2 separate regions of the Mus musculus genome follow, and region 1 is linked to region 2. Evidence: chromatin contacts called from ENCODE Hi-C data. All regions are on one chromosome and are shown on one strand. The core of a region is the stretch at or near the end of the contact, and the rest is flanking DNA. Distances in the headings are between cores, read along the strand shown.

What was found. A loop is a pair of places that touch in the nucleus more often than their neighbours do.
Region 1: a map of T-helper 17 cell shows a loop between it and region 2 (7-fold over the local background). The contact joins the promoter of BC062258 here to the promoter of Usp1 in region 2. A Hi-C loop is called at or near these places in 2 of 37 maps with a recorded cell type or tissue (T-helper 17 cell and v-Abl transformed pro-B cells).

Annotation. Positions count from the first base shown.
Region 1 is chr4:99,927,945-99,934,649 of GRCm38, forward strand. It overlaps BC062258 (a long non-coding RNA gene), which reads left to right and starts at 1,874. Exons shown (of 2, transcript XR_003955079.1): 1 at 1,874-2,070; 2 at 2,701-4,383. Pgm1 (phosphoglucomutase 1) reads left to right here and starts at 1,507. Exons shown (of 11, transcript NM_028132.3): 1 at 1,507-1,867. The coding sequence starts at 1,622.
Region 2 is chr4:98,918,764-98,925,558 of GRCm38, forward strand. It overlaps Usp1 (ubiquitin specific peptidase 1), which reads left to right and starts at 5,047. Exons shown (of 9, transcript NM_001301414.1): 1 at 5,047-5,480.

The DNA.
Region 1 (6,705 bases), core at 624-3,123, 1.0 Mb after region 2:
CTCAATGACAGTGATTATAACCAGCTATGCTGTATACACATAAACTTCATATCCATATACCTATTAGCATTTGTTCTGAGGCAGAACTTACATATGTCAGCCAACCTCCCTGCTTGATCAAGAGACACCAATTAGCCACTGTGAAAGTATGAGTACAAGCTCAGTTCATGGGTTATCAGTATGTTCTAGTACTGCAACTGGAGAGAGGAGCTGATAATTTTAGGCTTGATAGGTTTTAAGTACAGTCTGATGACTGCATCAACTAATACTGATTTCACGTGGACTGTACTAAGCTGGGGTCATTTCAAGTCTGTATAGGTCTATGCCTCTATGGAATGTTTCTCTCTCTCTCTCTTTCCCTCTCTCTCTCTCTCTTTCTTTCTCTCTCTCTCTCTCTCTCTGGGTGTGTGTGTGTGTAGGAATACAGGCACAGTCATCATCACCACAACCTCTTTCTTGCAGAAATCCTTTTTGAAAGGTTTTACATTTGTTTAAGATGGACACTCACAGACTTAACTTTCTTAAAGGTATTTGTTTTCTTGGTATACTAAAATGACACATTTGTCAAGCAGAGACTCTTAACAAAAAAACAAAAACAAAAACAAAAAAAAACTAAGAAAGGCAGAAGAAAATATTCCTACCGAATAATCAAATCCTTTTTGACTGCCTTAGCTCTTGCTGTTTTCACAATCACTGGGTCCGCTGTCACAGTAATCCTTTGACGCCTTATAGCTGTATCTATGTTTATCTAGGCTGCCTTCAAAGTTTCCATTTCCTAGTTGTCAAACGTGATGGATGACAGACAGGCCAACCCTGGTAAGAGCCTGCCTGGCTTGTTCAGACCCAAACTGAGCTGAACTTCCTCAAGTGATGAAGGATTTTGTTTTGTTTTTCGAGACAGGGTTTCTCTGTGTAGCCCTGGCTTTCCTGGAACTCACTCTATAGACCAGGCTGGCCTCGAACTCAGAAATCTGCCTGCCTCTGCCTCCCAAGTGATGGGATTAAAGGCATGTGCCACCACCGCCCGGCGAGGAAGGATTTTATTATCGGAATTTCTCAGTGTTGTGAGCAGAAGCACGGAAAAATAAAACCCGTACTTTTGGAAGATCTAGAAACTATACACTAAACAAATCAGTTCTTCGGATATCCACAATCACTAATGAAGTAGCATGTGGCCCACAGCAAACACATAAAAAGTAGAAAGCTGAATATAACTTTGGGGTTGAGCCTGTCCTTGCAGAAAAAAAAAAAGTCGGAGGATGGCTTTTCTGTCTTTTAGACCAGCTTCTGGAATGTATACGTGACACTCTAGTCCAATCACAGTAACGTGCTGAACTCTTCGTCCTTGCACTATGATCGATAGATGAAGCTCTGCTCTCCAGTTAAAGAGCTAGTTTCTTTATATAGACCATTGGCTCAGGTAGAGATGTGTCAGTCGGGGAGACTCCGCCCCTCTCGACCCCGTGACCCGTCCCTCTTCCCAGGCAGCCGGACTTTGGCGAAGTGGGCGGGCCGTGGGCAGGCCCTGGGCCATCGTTTCCAGGGCAAGAGCAGAGCGGACCCTGAGCCCTCTGCAGCAGCCAGAGCCGCAGCCACTGTCGCCTCGCAGCCAACCGCCACCATGGTGAAGATCGTGACAGTGAAGACGCAGGCATATCCGGATCAGAAGCCGGGCACCAGCGGATTGCGGAAGCGAGTGAAGGTTTTCCAGAGCAACGCCAACTATGCGGAGAATTTCATCCAGAGCATCGTCTCTACCGTGGAGCCGGCGCTGAGGCAGGAGGCCACGCTGGTTGTGGGCGGGGACGGCCGCTTCTACATGACCGAGGCCATCCAGCTCATCGTACGCATCGCTGCAGCCAACGGGGTAAGGGACGCGCGGGCCGGGCTGAGCGTGTGCTACGTGCGGGCTTCTCTGGGCCGGCGCTTCCGTGCGCGCCACCATCCCGTCCCCGCCCCGCGCACGCTCCCTTGACCTTGGCAGTACCCCCGCCCCCACACCCCTATTCGGCTTCCCGTCCACCCCATCCCCCCACACCCCACGTTTCGCAATGGCTATGCCGGGGAAAGGTGAGCCCGCCGTGCAGACCCTGCGTGGCGCTGTGCTATTCTGGTCTGGGATTGGGGCACCTCCCGCTGACTCGAGGCCAGGTGTTGGGAGGGCCGGGGTGACCGGAGCACTCATCCCCCTGGGGCGTTAAGCCAGCGATCTGGGCCCGCAGGTGCCAAGCCTCTCTCCCTGCCCTCTGGTTGGCTTGGGAAAGGCGCTTCCTCCCCTGCCGGGCCTGCTGCCTGGGTTCAGGCTTTTGAAAAGTCCAGTCTCTGCTGGACCTGTTCCACCAAGGGGGCTGGACCTGAATTTTCATTAAAGCAATAACAATATACCCAAGGGCTCTCTTATGCAAGCTGTCCTGACAGGCCAGGAAATTAATGCAACGCCCCCAGTTCCGCCCCCTGGTTAAGAAGGTTAACTGTCTTAATTGAGCAGGTCCACTAGAGAGGTGAAACTTTTTTTTCTCCTATAAATCTGATGATTTGTAAATGTGGATTTGGAATTGGTTATTTGTTTCTACAAGATACTTTAAAAGAAGTTTTAAGGAACACGTTTTCTTTGTATATTTACAATAACATTGGACTTTCTCTCAGCTCCTCTGGGGCCCATTCCCTTCAACAATAACTTGTATTTCAACTTATTTCAAGCTGCCTTGCCAAGCACCGTGACAAACATTTCACTGGTGTGTCTCAAGAACCCTCTTGAAGCCCTATAAGGAAGACGCTATTATGGGTACTTTAAAGTCACCGAGGAGAGTACTAAAAAGCCTGGGCAGGTTAAAGAATTTACCAAAACTATAACGGGAACATTGAATCCAGCACGGACCTTCCGGTACCACTTGAGTGGCTTCTGAAAATCGAGGGACTCATAAATTGCAAGACCTTCTTTTTCCAGTTTTCAAGATCTAAACTGAGCTCTGTATGTAGACTTTCCTGGATGGGTCAGACATTGACAAACAGAGAAAGAAGTTGGGATTTGTATCTGTATGCCCAGGAGTGTTCAGACCACCACAGCTTTCCATGTGGGAGAGAGGCCGGTCAGCTCTGTGGGGAGGATCCCTTCAGCTCCACCCTTGCTCACAGGGGCCTCATTCAGCAGTCCCCTGGCCTATGCCCAGGACAGAGAATGGGTGGGGAAAAGGAAGGCTCCCAGGCAGGAGTGAGCCTTGTCGGTAGGAGCTTTTAGCATAGTGTGAGTTTTAGGGTTCAAATGGATTTCTGCCACTTTGGGAGTACTGTGGAGTGAGAAGGAAAGCGTGAAGACAACAACAGAAAGTTACTAAACATCATCACGCATTAGCCACTGGCCTGTTGCTCTTCCCTCTTTGGCCAAACTCTAATAGTTCCAGGATTCCTACACTGCCACTCGCCACCTTATCGTCGTCTAAGCCCTGCTGCTTCCGCCTCTCTGCTGAAACGCCCCCTCAGGGAGGGTGACTCTGCTTGCTCATTCCCTGTAGCACTGTTGTGGGCCTTTACCTATGCCCTGCATTTGGCTGACTTTGCGCTTAACAGTCTCATTCCTTGTCTTGATCACGCCACTGATCGTTCCCACCATCCCATGGCTCGCCATACTTATACCCTAGGTCTTTGTCCCCAGCTTGCTGCTCAGATTCTCTTAAGCATCGCTCCTCCCCAGGGGTGATTCCCTTAAGATCAAATCTCCATAAAGCAACTGCTCCTTTCTCATAGATACCACTAGAGTAGATTAACACAATTCCAGTGAATTTATGTTTGTAAGTCATATGTGCCCATTGGAGACTAAGCTTAAGACAGGATTGCATTTTACATGAAGGTCTTTCCTTGGTACATTCAAGGGTATCAGTCCAGGACCTCTGCAGTTAGCAAATTCTGTAAAAGATTACGTCTGTAAGAAATAAATTGTCATGGTCTGTTTTCAGCGTGAGGTGCAGTTAGAGCTCATCAGAGAGTGGCGGATAAGCAGGAGACCTGGGCCTTTCTCTGCTAGCTGCTAGCTGCTAGCTGGCATCTGCTTGTCTGAACACTCTGAAAGCTGAGAAGTTGCGGGCAGGCTGCACTTTGACTGTGCCATAATTAGAAAAGGGGGTATCTCAGGTCCCAGAGTACTCACCACCAGGTAGGGCTTTGCATTGTGAGCCAGGAGAACAGGGGCTTTGGGAAGGCAGGCATGCTAGAAGAACTGAAGACTGGGCCTCTCTGGAGCATTGGTCTATGGGAGAAGAGAGAACAGGACATGATCAAGAACTTCAGAAAACCCTGACCTGTGCCAAATCAGCCATTTTTGCCTTTTCTCAATGCTGGTGCCTCTGTCTGCAAAATGGTTTATTAAAAACTGCTTCACTACTGCTAGTCTCTCGAATTTGTTATTGTATAGTGAGGGTCCTGTAAGATGGGGTGCTTAATTGCTTATAATCCACACAGTTACCTTAAATCATCTTTATATTAGAAAACTAAATATGGCATAGACGCTGTGCTGTGTGAGAATACAATGTAGGTGTCACATTTGTCTCATATTACTTTTTTTTTTTTTTTCTAAACAGGGTTTCTCTGTGTAGCCCAGGCTGTCCTGGAACTCACTTTGTAGACCAGGCTGGCCTTGAACTCAGAATTTCCCCTGCCTCTGCCTTCCAAAGTGCTGGGATTAAAGGCGTGCGCCACCATGCCCGGCTTCATATTACTTTTTAATGTTTATTTGTGTATGTGCATGTATGTGGGTGCATGTGTCACAGCAAGCTTGTGGGGGTGGGGACAAGTGTGGGATGTGGTTCTTTCCCACCATGTGGGTCTTGTGGACTCAGGCTTAGCAGCAAATGCTCTGACTGGCTAAGCTATCTCACTGGCCTCTGTATAATATTTTATTCCATTATTTTTGTTCTTTCTGAATATTAACAGCCCTTGATTGGTTAAACCCAGGGGTGTGGACCTGGTGAGCAGAAAATTCAGACTGTACCTACAGTAATGTGGACCAAAGGTAGTACGTTTGATGACTCCTTGTCTGGTTGCCCTGAATGGTCAATCACCAATATAGACAATGTTGCCAGCACAGATACAAAGCCAAACCATGGAAATGGACTTCTTGTCCACAATCTGTACACTCAGGAAAGAGCTGTCTGAGCAGGCTGGATTCCAGAATGGGCCTGAAAATGTACTGACCCAAACATGAAGGCTTCTATGATCACCAATCATATCAGCCAGAACTTGACAACTTTGTTGTCTTCCACTTGGGATGAATACGTCAGTTTTGGCCTATGTTTATGTGGGTGCAGGTGTGCCTATGTGTATATGCACATATCTGGGTTTAGAGACCAGAGTGTTGTTCCTCGTGCACCATCTATACTTTTCCTTAGCACAAGGCCCTCTCACTGGCCTGGAACTCTGCACACACGTCTGGCTAGCCAGCAAGAGCACATCTGGCTAACCAGCGAGCCCTGCTAAGCTGTGCTGTATCTTTAGGGCAGCCCTGGCTTAGCAGAGAGACATCTTTGAGTCACTTTGTTATAGACTACCCGTTTAAAAGGTTTAATAACTTCCTGCTTCTTAATTATTCTTAGTTATCAGCAACTTTTGAATGAATCTTCAGTAGGCCGTACTTTCTGATTTTGAAATACCAGGCTGAAGGAGATAATGTCTTTTTTTACTTAGGATATCTTGGCTTCTGGGAGGGGTTGACCAGAAGAGATTAAAAAAAAAAAGAATTATTAAAATAAAAATAAAATAAAATAGAAACAAAAGCAGAATTATTAAAGAGAGGACATTCTTGATTTGAAAAACGTGAGACTGAGCTGACTGGACTCTCTCTGTCTCTGTCTCTCTTTGTCTCTCTGTCTCCCTCCTCCCCTCCCTTCCACCCCCCTCAGTGTGTGTGTGCGCACGCGTGTGCATGTTTTTATCTGGATACATGTGTATACATGCATGCAGAGATCAGAGGACAGCCTTAGGTGTTCTTCAGGTACCATCCACTCTGTTTTTGACGTAGGTTCTCTCTTTGGCTGGCACTTGATAAGCCATCAAGGATAGCTGGCCTGGGAGCCCCAGGCTTCTTCCTGTTTCTGCTCCTCCAGCACTGGGATTGCAAGCTCAACTGGGAGTTTTGTGGGGAGTTTCTGCACATGGGGCTCTGGTCCTGATGCTTGCACTGCAGCCTTTTACCGAGTCAGCTCTCTCCTTAGCATGGGAGCTGAGGCCATGGCCTGCAAACAGAGAACCTGCACCCACCTCTCAGGAGAGGAGAGCAGCAGGAGGGGCAGGCAGGAGTAACTTAGTCTTTGCTACATATGTGCTTTTTTTGTTTGTGGGTTTGTTTGTTTTGTTTTGTTTTGTTTTTTTTCTGGTTTTTTTGAGACAGGGTTTCTCTGTGTAGCCCTGGTTGTCCTGGAACTCACTCTGTAGACCAGGCTGGCCTCGAACTCAGAAATCCGCCTGCCTCTGCCTCCCAAGTGCTGGGATTAAAGGCGTGCGCCACCACCGCCTGGCTTGTTTGTGTTTCTTAACCTTCAGTGTTGGGCATTGATCCTCACCAGAATTAGTTAAGCACTGCACCACTGAGCTGTGTTTCCAACCCCTGGTCACATAAGACTTTATTGAGTTGGGTTTTTTGTTTGTTTGTTTGTTTTTTGAGAAATTCTCTTCTTCAGTTTCACAAGTGTTTTCTCTAAAAATAAATGAATAGCC
Region 2 (6,795 bases), core at 3,797-6,296:
ATTAAAGGTGTGCGCCACCACGCCCGGCTCTATTCTCCATTCCTATTCTCCCTTCTCTCACAGATAGCCCTGGCCGTGGTTAGTTTACCTCTTTCTGTCATTGCTCTGGACTCTTCCAGATACCTCTGGATGGTCTTTCCCATCTACAATAAAAACCTTCACCTTAACCATACCACAAAGCAATCCTGTCGTCAGTTTATACATGTTTAAGAAAGAACTGGGGTGTTGGGGTTTCTATTTCTGGGATAAAAACCATCTCAACCAAAAGCAGCTTGGGGAGGAAAGTATTTATTTCAGCTTAGAGTTTATTGTCAGTCCGGCATGAAAGGAAGTTAGGGCAGGAACCTGGAGGCAGGAACTGAAGCCGAAACCATGGAGTAACACTATTTACAAGTTTGTTCCTCATGTGTTATTCCTCTTGCTTTGTCTGTTTGTTTGTTTGTTTGAGACATGGTCTCACTACAGATCCCTGGCTGGCTTGGAAGCATTTTAATCAATGAATTCTAGGCTTACCAACAGGCTCAGGTCTGTAAATGTTGCAATCCATGATTTACTGGATGACAGACTCCAGCGTTGTGACCATCTGTGGTATACTTTCTTAATGATTGATGTGGAGGGCTCAGCCCACTCAGGGTGGTGCCAACGCTGGGCAGATGGTCCTGAGTTGTACAAGAAAATACGCTGAGAAAGCGAGGTGGAACAAGCTAATAAACATTACCAATCCCTTGTTTTCAGATTCTGTTCCTGCCTCGAAGCTCCTGCACTGCTTGAATTCCTGTCTTGACTTCTTCAGTGATGGACCATTACCTGAAAGCGTAAGATGAAATAAACCCTTTCCTCCCTAAAATGCCTTTAGTTGTTTTATCACAGCAATAGAAATTCTAAGACATAAGTTGGTACCAGAAGTGGGGTACTGCTGTGACAGACCCCATTATGTTTTGGGGAGACTGTAAAAGGACTTTGGAACTTTGGGCTAGAAAGGCCATTGAGTTCAGAACTCAGCTATCATTGCAGTAATTTCAAAGAAAATTCTAAGTGCAGTGTAAATGATGAAGGCCTGGCTTGAAAAGTTTCAAAGGGAAGTTTTTAGAGAATTTGGTGGGACCATTCAATATTTTGAACAAAGAAGCTGTTGGTGTGGTCAGCTAGGGCTGAAGAATTAGCTGTGATTAAGAAGAGGCAGGCATCATTGAGGCAAAATCTCCTGGGAAGTGTCTCATTAGGATTAGTACACAGAACCTATGGTCCAGAGGGTCCAAGGCTGTTGTATCTTTGTGCTGGCAGCTGAATTTGGTAATGTGTAAGAGTTTCTCAGCTTGTATTGATTTTGAAGGTCATGGATAGAAGCTAAGGCTTGAAACCATGAGAAGCCAGGAAAGGTCACTGGTGAGGTGAAGGTACAACCTCAGTAGTAGTAGGATCTCCAGGTTTGGAAGGGATCAGTGACCACACAACTCCATCTCCACCACAGGGGGCAAGTGAACTCCAGCAAATTTACTTTTCAATGAATCAAAAGAGGTCCTTATTCCATTTTTTTTTTCACCTTATGAGAAACCACTAGTTGTTTGTGTTTTTAGACATGGCTTAAAAAAAGGATAGCAAAGAATGCTAATTGTCCCCCTTATTATTTTTGGAAGGGCATGTAGTCTCCCAGGAATAAGTTATGATCTAAATACTGAATCTGTAAATTATACAGAAGAATAATAGCTGTAGATGGTCAGATCTCAAAGAAATGGAAAACAGATTTGGTTAACCAGGCAGAGTTTGACAGTATCTCTTATTCTGTTAGTTCAAAAATATGGCACTGTAATGTATTACACAGGACAACAACCTAAGACTGACTTAAATTATTAACTCTAGCTTTATTTCCTGTGTATTTACTGGCTGTGTTTGGTCTCCTTAGGTAATATGAAATGCCAGGCAACTTTTGTCTGTTTAAAAATTATTGTATGGGGTCGGGCGGTAGTGGCGCACGCCTTTAATCCTAGCACTTGGGAGGCAGAGGCAAGCGGATTTCTGAGTTCAAGGCCAGCCTGGTCTACAAAGTGAGTTCCAGGACAGCCAGGGCTACACAGAGAAACCCTGTCTCGGAAAAAAAAAAAAAAAGAAAAAAAAGAAAAAAATTATTGTATAAATGTGAGCACAGGCACAGCCCACAGCACTTGTGTCGTCTGAGGACAACTTTTGGAAGATGGATTTATCCTTCTACTGTGGGTTTCAGGGTTGTTTGGCTTCACAGAAAGCAACTTTTACCCACTGAACCCTGGTGGCTGTCGTCCTCCTCCTCTTCCTCTTCCTCCTGAGACAGGGTCTCTCTATGTAATCAAGATGGGCTGTGACTCACGAGTCTCTTGACTAAGCCTTTCAAGTGCTTGCATAATAGGAACACACCACAACACCTATATCTCAATATATGAAAGCATGCCAACCCACTGAATTTCTGGCAGTTCTTCTGCCCCAGCCTCCTTGGTGAGGGATTCCAGGTGTGCACCACTGTACCTGGTGCGACTCCTACCAGCTTAGCATTTCCACTGTCACTGTATTTCAAGTCACCATTCAGTCCTTGACTCTGAATCATCCTCTTCGTGGTTCTTCTTGCTTGTGCTCTGAGGTCTAGCTTTTTTTTTTTCCCCCACCACAAGTTATGGTATAAGCACTGCTACCTACTAGTTCCAATGTACTATTCAATGCTACTCAGCGAATTTAATAAGAGCTTTAACAGGACAGAAGGGGGAATTATGAGAAGGAACTTAGACAGGGAAGAGAGCCCCTTGGTCAGCCTCTGATGGCTGAGAATTCCAACTCATTTGCGGTAAGGCTGCCTACACAGTGATATTGGTACAAAGATATTTAATGCTAAAGTAACAGTAACCCAGGTTTAAGGCTGGAGTGTGGAGACAGAGCTGAGTAGAGCCTCATTCCTTTCTTTAGACATCGCCTAAGAATCTTAAATGAACTTTTAGTTCTGTTTTCCTAACTCTTCGTATCTCTGAGGGCTGGATAGTTACTTTACCCACCCCAACCCTGTCAGGAGCCTTCTAGAAACCATCCAATGATCTCATTTTAGGTTTCTTAGAAATCCTTTAGAAATAGAAACTTTGAAATCCTATAAATGACTTTTATTATTATAATTATTATTATTTTTAAGTTTCGATTGTCCCTTGAGTTTGTGCCCATTCTTGGACTGGTCTCTCTGGGATCCTTCCACTACAGCCATGTTTTCGTAGTTTATCTTTCCCTGCCCCTACAGTAAAGTATCTTTAAACTCCAAATCTGCTTCACAAACTGGCAAGTCTGAAAATGAGTTTCTGGAATTAAGCCACGAATCCCAGTTTGGACCGGGCGAAGGTCCCTAAAAGTTGACAGGAACTCCTCAGGCTGCCAGCTGACCCTGGAAAGTTGTGCATCCTGCTTGTTCCCACATACGCCCATTTCACTACAGTTCCTACCGTCGTACTTAGACTCCCTATTATCCAAGCATCCTGTCCTCATTTCCAACACCAAGCTTCTAAAGCTCCCGGTGCTATGGACACGTGTGATGTGCAGCTCATCTTCTCCCACAAATGGACCTCCCCTCCATGCCATTCAAAGTACACTTCCTGGAACTGTCTGCTGAAACGTCAGTCTTCATTATCCCATCGAAACGACCAAACGGTTACCTTTTTAAAAAAAATCTACCATTTACACTATTTCAAATCACCAGTTTAATTTCGGTCTTCAGTAGACTGTAGATCATGGAGTACATTCCCTTCGCTTGTTATCCCTACCATGCTGAAAATAGTTCAACAGGGCATTAAACAGGGCAACACACACGGAGGGCACTAAACAGGGCAACGCACACAGTGGGTACTAAACCGAGCAACACACACCGTGGCCATTCAACAGACCAACTCACGATGGGCATTAAACAGGGCAACGCACACAGTGGACATTTAAAAAACAACAAAAAAACCCCACTTGAACGGATTTGTACTGAGTTCTCATCAGCTGTAGTACCGCACTGTGAGATCATCTCACAAAAGACAGAGCATACAGAACCAAGCCCAAACCGGGTGAGGCTGTGCGGCTGCCTGTGGGTCATTCGGTACCGGCTCGCGCCAGAACCCGTTGAAGCTCCAGCCGCGAGACCAGCCTGAGAACTAAAACCCTTGTGCAGCCTGCGAGAGGGGAGAAGGACCCGAGGCTCCAAGGCGTTCGGCTGTGCACTGTCTAGCTAAGGCAGTGCTCATTCTTAACGCACAACTTGAGATAGGGTGGACCGCGGCTTCCTCGGTAAACTGGACGCCCAGCGGGCGCCGAGCAGCTAGCAAAGCGCATCAGCCATTTTCCGAGCGTCTTTGGTAACCCTTCCGGAGAGGGCACGCCAGGAGGGGGAAGAAAAAAAAAAAAAAAGAAAGAAAGAGGCGGGCCTGCACCGGGGCCTCGGCCCAGAAGCCACACCCTCCGGGCTCGCCACCTCCCCATGCTAACAAAACGGAAAGCGGAACCCTAACCTCGGCAGAGAAAGCGCGCACTGGAGCGCCAATGAGCTTGCAAAGAGCCGCTCCAGGGCGCCGTATGCTCTCCCGGGATTGGCTGGGCCTCGTTCCTTGTACTTTTTTTATTGGTCAGACTGTCTTCTCTGCCGGCTAATTGTTTTATTCGTATAGGTACTTTTTGATTGGCTCTTCCTGGTGGGGCGGAGGAATGAGGTTTTGGAAATTGTTCAGCCTGGATTGGCGCATTTGAGCACCTGAGGAAGGGGCTTGTCCCAGTCACTCCCTGTCCCATCTCCCGACCCGTAAGCTCCCTCCCCTTCAACTCGCGAGTGCTAATGTTTAAAAAGAATTAAAAAAAAAAAAAAAAAAAAAAAAAAAGAGGGCGTGAGCGAGCGAGTGAGCCTCCTGCGCGCCAGCCCGGCCTCCTGCGCAGCGCGCGCCTCTGCGAGGACCCGCGCGAGCTGCCCGTGCCGCTGCCTGCGCTGTTTAAACTGCAGAACCCGTTAGGCCCCGGGAGGAACTACCGTTCCAGCTGGTTCCGGAGCCGAGCGTGCCGGGGGCGAGGGGCGGTCGCGCGGCGGCTCGCGCCTTTCGCGCCTCTGCAACGTGGAGAGGAGAACCGGCACTTTCCGTGGACGCCACCTCCAGCCGCGACGCTGGCGCGGGCGGGGGTTCACTCGCGGGGGTCCTGAGACTGAGGAAAACGCGCCAAGTTCCCCCTCGGCGGCCGTGCGGGGACCCTGCGGCTCGGGAGCGCCGCCACCGCTGTGCGCCCGTAGCCTTCCCGGCCGGGCTGCGCCGGGGATGTAGTGGTGCCGCGGCGGGCAGGACCGAGCGGCGGCCCGGCTCCCGCTCCGCGGACGAATGGTCACTCCCCCGCGGGAGGCGCCCACCAGCGATCCCTCTCCCGGGACGGCGGCCGGGCTCACCTGTCGCGCCCGCACTCTGCCCGGCTGGTCTCCCCGGCGGCGGCGCCGCGGACTCGCGAAGGGCCATGACCGGGTAAGGAGCGCCCGGGGTTCAGGGCCCGGGGCTGCGCGGCAGGTGCTGACGGTGGGGAGGGCCCCTTAGGCTCGGGCTGCGCTGCGAGGGACTGCCGGCGGGCGCGGCGACCCCCGGGGTGGCACACCCAGGACCCAAGTGCCCCTCTGCCCACGCCTTTCGTAATGGGAGAGGCTGGCCGGGAGAAGAGATGTTTGTGATCGCAGTGTCCTGGGTCGGGGCTTGCGAAATTTTACCGCGCATTTTCTTGACTTACAGTTTCTCCAGAAGTGTGTACGGCGCCACGTGTCTTAACCCTGCGCCCAAGAGTTTGTTTTTATTGTTTCACGTTTTTCTTGAAAGAAGAGTTGAATCCTATCATTGTACACAGATTTGAAAAGTAGTGGGACTGAGGATTCACGGTGTCATTTGGTCAAGAAGACTTAGGGCTAAGTTCATTGTGCGAAGCTTGGGTTATAGTTCTGGAGAGGCTTTTTTGACTGAAAGCTCTGAGAAGGGACGTGGAGAACATAAGATTGGGCACCCGGGAAAGTGTCGCGCTCTTGGTGACCATCAGTGCTGGCTGGCTGTTTAGAGGGTCCCAGATTGGGTGGCTGGCCGAGATGACGGCCGCTGTTTGAGCTGGCTGATGACTTTTCTCTCACTGGCTCCCAGGAAGACACCTTTCCGGAGTCATTAGTGCTTGGGGGAAGTCTGACAGTTTTGCGAAGGCTGGTTTATCATTCCTAACAGGTCATTTCATCAAGAACATTTAAGGGGCCAAGAGACAAAAATTTAAGTTGCAGATAAGATGGGAAATTTTGCCAGTTGTCCAGTTTTTCCTGAGTTGGTTCCCAGAAATGGTTTCCCTGCAGTGTACAGTGAACTGGGGTGAAATGTTTAGGGGTAGAGTTTGAATCAATTTGTGTGTACCTCAACTACTTACTACTTGGGTACCTATATTTGAAACTCGTTCATATTTTTGGAATATTGGAATAGAAGGATTATCTTTCTTCTAGATGTTCCAAATAAAAAATAAATTTCTATAAAGTATCACAGGTATTGCCGTATCTCTCTTCCTCCCTCCCCCGCTCCCGTTTAAAGTTTTACCTTGAAACTTCTAGTCACATAGCTTAGAAACAATTGGAGCTGGGTGTAGCTTGGCCGTAGGACTTCCCACTGGGGAGAAGAGGCTGGCAGGTAGATTTTTGAGTTCCAGGCCAGCCAGGGCTACACTGGGAGACCCTGTCTCAAAACAGAGCATAGTTGGAAAACTAAAGTATATTGTAATCTTTAGCACACATGAGACGGGCAAGTTTTTCCGACCTCTGTTCCA